Regions from separate parts of the Homo sapiens genome. Here region 1 is linked to region 2. Evidence: read pairs that join two places in POLR2A ChIA-PET (ENCODE). Cell type or tissue: HepG2. All regions are shown on one strand. Each heading gives the region's core, and the rest is flanking DNA. Links, peaks and the distances in the headings are about the cores only.

What was found. Peaks named below come from ENCODE experiments on the same cell type or tissue, not always from the same donor. Only the 100,000 strongest peaks of a DNase experiment are listed, where the experiment ranks them.
Region 1: POLR2A ChIA-PET joins it to region 2 with 5 read pairs; 2 of 35 experiments call an interaction of 5 or more read pairs at or near these places.

Annotation. Positions count from the first base shown.
Region 1 is chr2:170,676,848-170,682,234 of GRCh38, forward strand. All of the region lies in intron 3 of LOC100130256 (a long non-coding RNA gene), which reads right to left. Among named protein-coding and RNA genes, the nearest start is that of LINC01124, 35 kb to the right of the region's middle. RefSeq lists enhancers at 3,458-4,007, 5,108-5,387 and a silencer at 4,778-4,978. In HepG2, for the core only: no CTCF peak of the experiment used is centred there; a DNase peak (open chromatin) is centred at 2,914.
Region 2 is chr2:170,454,044-170,459,430 of GRCh38, forward strand. All of the region lies in intron 23 of MYO3B (myosin IIIB), which reads left to right. Among named protein-coding and RNA genes, the nearest start is that of MYO3B-AS1, 110 kb to the left of the region's middle. In HepG2, for the core only: no CTCF peak of the experiment used is centred there; DNase peaks (open chromatin) are centred at 1,758, 2,248 and 3,091.

The sequences.
Region 1 (5,387 bases), core at 169-5,168, 220 kb after region 2:
CACTTTGGGGGGCTGAGGTGGGTGGATAACCAGGTCAGGAGATCGAGATCATCCTGGCTAACATGGTGAAACCCCGTCTCTACTAAAAATACAAAAAAGTAGCCAGGCGTGGTGGTGGGTGCCTGTAGTCCCAGCTACATGGGAGACTGAGGCAGGAGAATGGCGTGAACCTGGGAAGCGGAGCTTGCAGTGAGCGGGGATTGTGCCACTGCACTCTAGCCTGGGCGACAGAGCGAGATTCCGTCTCCAAAAAAAAAATACGGAGACATTGAGGATGACCACAAAGAATGCTTTAAGAATAACAGTATCTCTCCATGCAGAAGTTGAAGAATTTGATCATCTCACTAGCAGTGAAATCAGCAAAGAAATATTTGAGAGATTTCACTAACACCATGAATGCATTGGATTCATTTCTTTTCTTCACTGGGGTTCCCTTCTTTCTTTCCCCTGCAAACAGGGAGACGGTGGGTGTCATTGACATTATGTATGACTTTTTATTTTGTTTCTCCTCCTTCCTGACCCCTCCCCCACCCCATCTGAAGAGTGGGGCCATCATGATGTCACATTAAGCTAAGGGTATCCGTAAGGATAAAAGGCTGGGTGGGTACAAGGTCATGATTTATAATAGAAACACTTCTCCATGACCAGCATATTGTAAGCTCCACTTGATCAAGTTAATGTCGTGGCAAGTTACGTGTGTAATTTATTTCTTTGGGCGAAACTAGTCCTATAATAACGGTACACTTTATGTAAAATCTGTCAGCAGGCACTGAGTTAATAAAAAGACCATATCACCAAGACATTTATAGAACCAGATTCAGTACATCTTAGTAATTGATTCTTCCTTTGGTGATTTATTATTACTGTGAAGGCATATGGACTGATACTGGGTGTTCAGAATGAAAAGTAAAAAGATTCAATCTAGAATCTGGACCTTATGGCCTACCGTGCACCAAGCATTATCTGGCCTTTTCTAAATAGTATCAGCATGTTCCCAAGTCTCTGGAGGATGAAACACCCAGGCTGAAACTATCACTTGTCAGTCCTGAGTTTAGGGTATGTAGACATAGCTTAATACCATAACTCAGAAAGAAGAGGGGAAAGCCTTTAGCAAATAGGATAAATCCTTGTTAAGTTAGAGCTAATTACACAGCGTATATAAGACTTTCAGTGGTTTAAATTGAATTCCCTCTGAATTGTGAGGATCTTATTCATGAATAAGAGTCTGATTAGCTTTAGTAGCTTTTCCAAAGTATGTGTTCAGGAAAATAAGACCTGCCCTCAGAGGCTGAGTCTAGCAACTCAGTCTCATAAACGGATGTGTTTATTAGTTTGTAATGTAAGTCTATAAACTATAGCGTTTTTTGTTTTTGTTTTTGAGATAGGGTCTCACTCTGTTGTCCAGGTTGGAGTGTAGTGGTGCCATCACAGCTCACTGCAGCCTCGACCTCCTGGGCTCAGGTGATCCTCCTACCCAGCCTCCCGAGTAGTTGGGATTACGGGCACATGCCACCACGCCCAGCTAATTTTTCTATTTTTAGTACAGATGGGGTTTCGCCATGTTGCCCAGGCTGGTCTCAAACTCCTGGGCTCAAGTGATCTGCTTTGCCTAGGCCTCCCAAAGTGCTGGCATTTCAGGTGTGAGCCACCACTCCTAAACTACAACGTTTTTATTAGTGAATTAATTTTTCTTACAATAGTCCATTTTATATCAGATGATAATATTTTATATTGAATAAAATATCCTTTTCTTTTTCAAAAATTGTATCATTTAGGCCTTCCACAAAGTCAGACTACCCATCCACAGCACACACACTCATTCTCAAGTAATGAAATTGAACTGCACTATTATCATTATGCAAAGCTATGTAAAATAACACAAGTGCGTTAGGATGTATTTCACCCAGCTTTTGTCTACAGGAAAACCTGAGAAAAAAATGAAATGGGTGTCTATCCCTAATTCCTAACAGTAAATGTCCTTGCCTTTGGACCTTTCTGTGTTCTTGGACAGAGAGATCAAGGTGAAAAATATCAAGGAGTAAGAACAGACAAGGCTAAGATGAAAGAAGTTTGCCAACCACCTGCCAGATGGGAAAATCCTTACAGTTCATGAGCATCTGAATTTCCCAAGATTTTTTAGAGAGAGACATAAGTTATACATAGAAGATGAATTGCCTGAGCCTCTGAATCACAAACTCTCTAAGACCGCCTAATGTTATTTTTAAAAATGTATGAATACATACATCTTCATTTTTACTTTATAATCTGAGCTACAGAAAATTTACTACAGCATTATCACCCAGGCCTCATTACCTCTTGGTTAATTAGCTAACATTTGTAAAGTGCTTTGAAGATGAAAAGCATCATATAAATACTAAGAATTATTAAATAACATGAGGGGGAAATCATAAAATAGCTACATTGTTAACATTAATTTGTATTTTATCTGATTATCTTCTCCCTAGCATTTGACATTTAGGGCTGGACTATATATAAAGGCTGAGGAAGTTACAATGTCTATTACAGCTGCGCTCAGGATTTCAACTAGCTCCAAATTAATACTTGCCAAAAAACAAGTTTCAAGCAGAAACAAATCAACTGTCCAGAGATCGCCACTTATACTGGTTAAAGTGTTAACTAGTTAAGCAAACAATTTGCCCCCCGCCCCGCCCCACCCACAGTTAAAGGGAAAGCTCTGTTAATCCAGAGACTATTAATAAACATTTCTACGTCAAGAAAACACAAAATATACTCATGAATAGTGAGCTCAGCCAGACCATTTTGGTGTGAAACATGTGATTCCACTTTGCACCCACGGTACAGTTGCAGATCCTGCTGCTGAGTAGCTCAGGGCGGTATATTATGCAGTGTTGACTGTTCCGGACATTTTGCTGTCATCAAAGTGAGTTAAACAAACTTTTCTGAAGCTGCAGTTCCACTCCCCGTCATCTCACCTCTCCCTTCCCCCAATCCCAAACGGACAGGACAGGCAAACCTGCCTTAGAAAGTCTTTGGCAGCCTGCCAGGGACTGATACAAGGAGGGAAAAAAGCTATAGTAAAATATTATTTAAATATATGTATCATGAAAGCTTTCAATAAAACAGGAAGTAATAGATCAAGTACATTCAAAGTATTTGCAAACTGCTTAATTGGGTAAGGGCAAGTCAAACTCTTCTGATCACAGCAACTTCCTTATTGTAAAGCCCACTTCAGTGATACTGAAGTTAATCCCAAGTCCTGTAACAGGAAACGCATCCTTATTAAAGTAACATTAAGTGCTCCTTTTTTATTGATCTTTCCCTTCAGCTTAATGATAGAAACTTACTGATGTTTTAATAATAACCTCACAAGCTTTATCTCATTTTACTTTGCCTTGCTACTAAAAGATGCAGTGGAAACTAACTTAGCATAAACATTTTGCAGATGTCTTTAAAGGCCAGAGGGAGGTGAAAAAAAAAAGATTCAATTGAGCTGCATGTTAACAAAGATGGCTGAAAAACTAAAAGATAAAAGGGAGGCTCCAGTGTGAACATCAAAGAATTGTTAATGACAAGAAATACCATTAGGGTTAGCATCTCTTTTGTTTTAACCCTTTCACACCTGCAGTGTGTGGTGAGCTAAGCCTTTGTTCCAAAATCTGAATTACCTCCATTAGCATTTATAGAAAAATGGTTGCAAAACAACAGAAATGTACTTTTGATTCTCCCCCTTTGCTTGAAAAGTCAGAAATTAGCTAGGTATCTGTGGGTTTCCTTCTAGTTACTGGGTGTAACTATAGAGACTATAGAGGTGGAAGGTAATAGGTTGCAAATGAGTTTGGTTGAAATGTGAGAATAGCTTTGTAACTGAAAAACAGAAGTAATACCAGCAATGTGGAGAAGCTCACATAAGAAGCTCAGACATTAGCAATAGCAAAATCAGAGCGTGAAATTCAGATTAGCCCTCCCCAGGCTGTGAGAGGAAGGGGGTATTGCAAGACTTGGCATGGCTAAAGGTGTAACCTGTTTTATTTGGCCCCTGAAAAATTTTAACAGATGGTGGGACCAGCTGTCTTTTTCAGCCATTTAATAAACTCTTCGGTGGTAACAGTTTGGAAAGTGGGGGTTTTTCGTTTTAGGCCAGAGGAGAAAATAAAGAAATCTGTCCTAAATTGTCTTTGCCAAGTAGTAAAGCCTGGAAACATTTTGAAAAGTTAAAGACCAAAAAAAAAAAAAAAATCTAACAGACTATACAGTTGTCATTATATTTTTTAAGAGAGCAGCAATAAAAACAAATCTGCCAAATAAGATGACTAAATACTGGCCAAATGCATTTTGTATCAATCTTCTAATCTGGGTTTTAAATTTTGGTCTTTTAAAAAGAGATGCCTGGTTATCCTGTTTAAGGCTTATTGGCAAATTAACAGCACTTTAAGGCAACTATCCACAGCAGCACAAAAAGAAGCAAACTAAACATTTATTACAAGTTAGTACTCATAAGATAAATACTTACTCATAATGAAGGGGTGAATTCCCTCCAATTTACATAATTAGTCTAAAATGGCATAGAACCCTCCTAATCATGTCATGTAAATTACAGAATCCAGGCCAGACCTCAGGGAATGTGGAAAATGCTCATGTCAACTTATTTTCAGAACAGGATCTAAGAGATTTTGCAATTTTGTAAAATTGGGCATTTTTCCCCACCAATAAAATGGCAACTCTCAATTACGAGAGAAAGAGTTTACTTACAAAGATTCTCTCCAATGGCTACAAACACAACTCCTCTTTTTGCAAGTGTTCATGATTCCTGGCTGAGCAACAGCTACTTCCATGTGACAAAGCTTTGTTTGGCCCACAGGCCTATTATGGATACCAGATCTATATTGTCCCAAGTAAATTGCAACAGTAAAATGCAAACTCTTTTTAGGAGAGATTCAGACACCTCAGCCATTTGCAGCTTTCATTATGTGTAGTAAATCTCTTTTACTTAGATTCCAGCTTGCTTGCTTTCTGGACTGCTAGTGATGTTTGCTTCTAAAACAATTAGTAAAGTGTAGCTGGTTGAAGAAAGCATAATGAATAATCCTACCTGGAATAAGTTATACAGTCATCAAGCTAGTTACCAGAATTCCCAGAATGCCATTTCTAATTCCCCGACTGCCATGACAAATTGCAGTTCTTCTTTTAGGAACACTTTTTCTTTCTTTTTTTTTTTGAGACGGAGTTTCACTCTTGTTGCCCAGGCTGGAGTGCAATGGCGTGATCTTGGCTCACCGCAACCTCCGTCTCCCGGGTTCAAGCAATTCTCCTGCCTCAGCCTCCTGAGTAGCTGGGATTACAGGCATGCGCCACCACCCCGGCTAATTTTTTGCATTTTTAGTAAAGACGGGGTTTCTCCATGTTGG
Region 2 (5,387 bases), core at 88-5,087:
TCTTCAGAGATCCATTCCACGCATACAAACACACACACAACAAAGACAAGATGGACAGAAGGCCTTCCAAATCAAGATCCCTTGCCAAGAATTCCAAGAGTATTCCTTCCAAACTAACCTCCTATTCTCCATCTGAGAAATCTCCCCAGAATCTTCCTGATTGAGGAGAAATCTCTGGAACCAAGACTCTTCTTACTCATTAGGGAGGGCCAGCTGAGACCTTGAAGGAGCCAAACCTATCAGGAGAAGGGAGGAGGTGTTGGCAGCTCCTAGAATACCCACCAAATCAGACACCGATAATGGGGCTACAGCTACAGACACTCCAAGATTGGGCTACAGACAGAGACACACCCTGCAATACGGCTCCAGTTACAGACACCCTGTGGTGGAGCTACAGACAGACATCCTACCATGGGGCTACAGTTATGAAATGTCTCCGCAGGACTATTTCTCTATTGCAATTAAATTCATGCACATTGGGCTGGCAGTGACCTGCCAGTAGAGACAGTGCCCGAGTCAGCCCCTAATCCAAGAGAACTAGGTGGCTGCTTGGGCTGGCCTCTGGATCCATCAAAGGAGAGGGGCTACCGAACCACGGGCAGGTAGCCACAAAGGCAATCCCAGACCAGCCCCCAAATTTGTAACCACCTAACGGGCTCACCTTGCCCACTGCCTAGACAGAGCCAATTGATCAAGACAGGGAAATTGCACTAGAGAAAGAGTAATTCACATAGAGCCAGCTGTGTGGGAGACCAGAGTTTTTTTTATTACTAAAATCAGAGAATTTGGGGATCTGAATTTTTAAGCATAATTCTGTGGGTAGGGGGGACAGTGCATTAGGAGTTCTGATTGGTCAGTTCAGAGATGAAATCATAGGGAGTTGAAACTGTCCTCTTGCACTGAGTCAATTCCTGGGTTGAGGCCACAAGACCAGATGAGCCAGTTTATTGAGCTGGGTGGTGCTAGCTGTTCCATCGAGTGCCGGGTCTGTAAAATACCTCAAGCATTGATCTTAGGTCTTACAATACTGATGTTATCCCCAGGAGCAATTTGGAAAAATTTAGAATCTTGCAGTCTCCAGCTGCATGACTCCTAAACCATGATTTCTAATCTTGTGGCTAATTTGTTAGTCCTGCAAAGGCAGTCTAGTCCCCAGGAAGGAAGGGGGTTTGTTTTGGGAAAGGGCTGTTATTGTCTTTGTTTCAAAGCAAAACTATAAATTCCTCCTAAAGTTAGTTCAGCTTACACCCAGGAATGAAAAAGGACAGGCTGGAGGTTAGAAGCAAGATGGAGTCATCAGATCTCTTTTCACTGTAATAATTGTCTCAGTTATAATTTTTGCAAAGGTGGTTTCAGTGGCAGTATATAATGTTTAAGAAATATGGTTTAGGAATCAAAGTGGGTTCAGATATAGGCATGGCCATCTACTGGCTGTAGGACTCTGGGAATTCTACCTAAAATATGTTAGTCTTAACTTCCTCATATGTGGAATGGGAAGAATAATATTATTTACCTCATAGGTTATTTTGAGAATTTAGTGACATAACATAGGAAGTGTTTAGTACAGTGATTTCAGATAGGAAACACTCAATAGATACTGTATTACTCAAGTTTTGATAACTATTTAAAATTCCATGTGTGGAGCCCATATGTATATAGAAGCTTGCTCAACTGCTGTGGTGTAGGGACTGTAACACAATTTGTAAAACTTACTCGTGACTACTCTGAAGGCTAATCATTCACAAGGAACCAAACAGGATGTTTATCATGTGGGCAGAAAGCACGCTTGCTCAGCTCCAACTGACTTACATTGTTTTGTAAGTCCGTGTTGTAGGAGGAAAGTATACTGGGTTAGACAGACAATGGTTTTGTCCAGAATATGGCTTCTATTGATCATTTTGATATTGGTCTTATAGGGGCCAAGGGAAGACTTCCTCACTCTCTGAAAGTTTGCTGAAAATAAACTGACAAGAGGCAGATTAATATGAGAAAATGCATACAGATGTATTAACGGGAATAGGGGAGAATCACAGAGTGATTACCCACCAGACAAATGGTACACAGATGGTTATATACCCTTCTTAAGGGAGAGGGAGATGGAGAAGTGTGGATATTTTGGTGGGGGGGTGGGGCGGTAAATGATTTTAGGGGAATTTAATGGCCTTGAAGAACATACAATGGCCTGGGACAAAGTCTGTTAGGTCTGCAAAACAAACAGTGGTTTGGGACAAGTCTGTCCAGTTGTGTTGACAGACTGCAGCCCTTCTTCCTGTGATAGGAGTTTAGTTAATGAAAAACTCAGGGAAGGGATCACAGGTAATTGTTTTCTTTGGTGGGTCTAGGCTTTAGGCAGATAAATGAATTTCAGAGAACAGCTTCATCCTGGGCTATGGGAGAGACAGAGGATTAAGAGATGGGGGTTGGGGGTATCAGAGAGACCTTGATTCTTCTTCAGTTCAACATGTCAACATGGGGTATATGAACCCAGTTCAACATGGGGTATATGTTTCTGTACCCCAACAGTTTCATTAGAACTATTTTTCTTACCAATAAATAAAAAGATCTCCTTGCTGAGTTGCATGGTAGCAGAACTCTCCTTCTGCCACTGAACGCACTTTGCATCCTTGATATTTAAAACTACGCTAAAACTAAATCAATCACAGTAATGATGGAAGGAGAACTAATGTTATTTGTTATATGTGCGCAAGGCAGCAGTTTTGACTAACCAATTTTATTAATGAGGAAAACAGAGGCTTTTAAAAGTTAAATACAGTCATCAGTCACTTAATAAAGTGATATATTCTGAGGACTCTGTCATTGGGTGATTTTTGTCGTCGTTCATTCATAGAGTGTGCTTACACAAACCTAGATGGTATAGCTTACTATACACCTAGGCTATAAGCTATCGCCTTTCGCTGTGAGACTACAAACCTGTATAGCATGTTACTGTACTGAATACTGTAGGCAATGTAACACAGTGGTATTTTTGTATCTAAACATAGAAAAGATACAGTAAAAATGTGGTACAAAAGATTAAAAATGGCACACCTGCATAGTGCACTTACCATGAATGGAGCTTACAGGACTGGAAGTCACTCTGGGTGAGTCAGTGAGTGTGTGGCGAGTGAATATGAAGGCCTGAGACATTAGTGTACACTCCTGTAGACTTTATAAATAATGTACACTTAGGCTATACTGAATTTATTTTAAAATGCATTTTATTCAGTAATAAATTAACCTTAGTTTACTTTAACTTTTTTTTATGAACTTAAAAAGGCCTGTAAAACAAAGAATGGTTTGGGACAAGTCTGTCTAAAAGACTTTTTCACTTTTTTTTTTGTAATAACACTTAGCTTAAAACACAAACACATTGTACAACTGTACAAAAATCTTCTTTCTTTATATCTTTATTCTATAAACTTCTATTTAAAAATTTTTTACTTTTATTTTTAAAATTTTTTGTGAAAAACAAAGACACCAACACATACATTAGCCTAGGCCTACACAGGCTCAGGATCATCAATATCACTGTCTTCTACTAATGCCACATCTTGTCCAACTAGAAGGTCTAACACGCATAGTGTCATCATCTCCTATGATAACAATGCCTTCTTTTGGAATACCTCCTAAAGGACCTGCCTGAGGCTGTTCCACGGTTAATGTTTTTTGTTTTGTTTTTAATGTAAGTAGAAGAAGTACACCCTAAAATAATTACTTTTTTGTTTCTTTGAGACAGAGTTTCGCTGTGTTGTCCAGGCTGGAGTGCAGTGCCATGATCGTGGCTCACTACAACCTCTGCCTCCCGGGTTCAAGCAATTATCCTCCCTCAGCCTCCTGAGCAGTTGGGACTACAGGTGCCCACCACTACGCCTGGCTAAGTTTTATATTTAGGTAGAGACAGGGTTTCACTTCGTTGGCCAGGCTGGTCTCGAACTCCTGACCTCAAGTGGTCCACGCACCTTGGCCTCCCAAAGTGCTGGGATTACAGGCATGAGCTATCGCACCTGGCTAAAATAATGATTACAAGTATTGTAAATACGTAAACCAGTAACATAGTTATTTACTATCATTATCCAGTATTATATACTGTACATTATTGTACATGCTCTGCTTCGATATGATTGGCAGCGCAGGTTTGTTTACACCAAATCACCACAAACACATGAGTAATGAAGTGCACTATGACATTATGTCTACAACATTACTAGGCAATGGGATTTTTTCAGCTCCATTATAATCTATGGGACTAATGTAGTATATACAGTTTACCATTGACTGAAATGTCCTACTTCTATGGCACATGAGTGTAACAGGTGCATGGCCACACAGCTAGCAAGAATTTCAACCAGGTTTGTCAATAGCAATCACTCAGCCTAGAAAAGCTTTTCTGGTCTCTTTTTTTATCCTAAGGTAAAGAACATATACTTTGGAGAGGATTTTCTCTTTGTCAAATCCCCACTTTTGGGAAGAATTATTTGCTAGATGATGCCCTAATAGAACCCACTTTCCAGGTTGTTTCTAAAAGCATTTTTGGTTAAAAAATTAAATGATGCTACTACTACTATAATGAAATTAGCTCAGGAAGACAAACTCTTAGGCTACACAACAGCCTTCTCAGCCCTTTTGGTTTGGAGTTTTGGGGCTGGCTTTGGAGCTCCGTGGAAGGCCTGATACAGAGAGAGGTCTAGTTTAAAAGGCTGAGAGAAGCAACTTCTGGTTTGTTCCTTGTCGGAAATTCTTTTAGATCCATTCCAAGTTCAGGAGAACCTTATGAATATGCAAATATACAAGAGATCCCTCACCAACCGAAGACCTTTTTAAATTCTTCAATTAGAAAATACTCCAATAACATATTGTGAATTGGTGGGTTCTTGGTCTTGCTGACTTCAAGAATGAAGCCATGGACCCTCGCGGTGAGTGTTACAGTTCTTAAAGATGGTGTGTCCAGAGTTTGTTTGTTCCTCCCGTCCGGAGTTGTTCATCCCTCCCGGTGGGTTTGTGGTCTTGCTGGCTTCAGGAGTGAAGCTGCAGACCTTTGCAGTGAGTGTTACAGCTCATAAAGGCAGAGTGGACCCAAAGAGTGAGCAGCAGCAAGATTTATTGCGAAGAGTGAAAGAACAAAGCTTCCACAGCGTGGAAAGGGACCCCAGCGGGTTGCCACTGCTGGCTCTGGCAGCCTGCTTTTATTCCCTAATCTGACCCTACCCACATCCTGCGGATTGGTCCATTTTACAGAGAGCTGATTGACCCATTTTACAGAGAGCTGATTGGTCTGTTTTGACAGGGTGCTGATTGGTGGGTTTACAAACCTTGAGCTAGACACAGAGTGCTGATTGGTGCACTTACAATCCTTTAGCCAAACACAAAGTTCTCCAAGTCCCCACTAG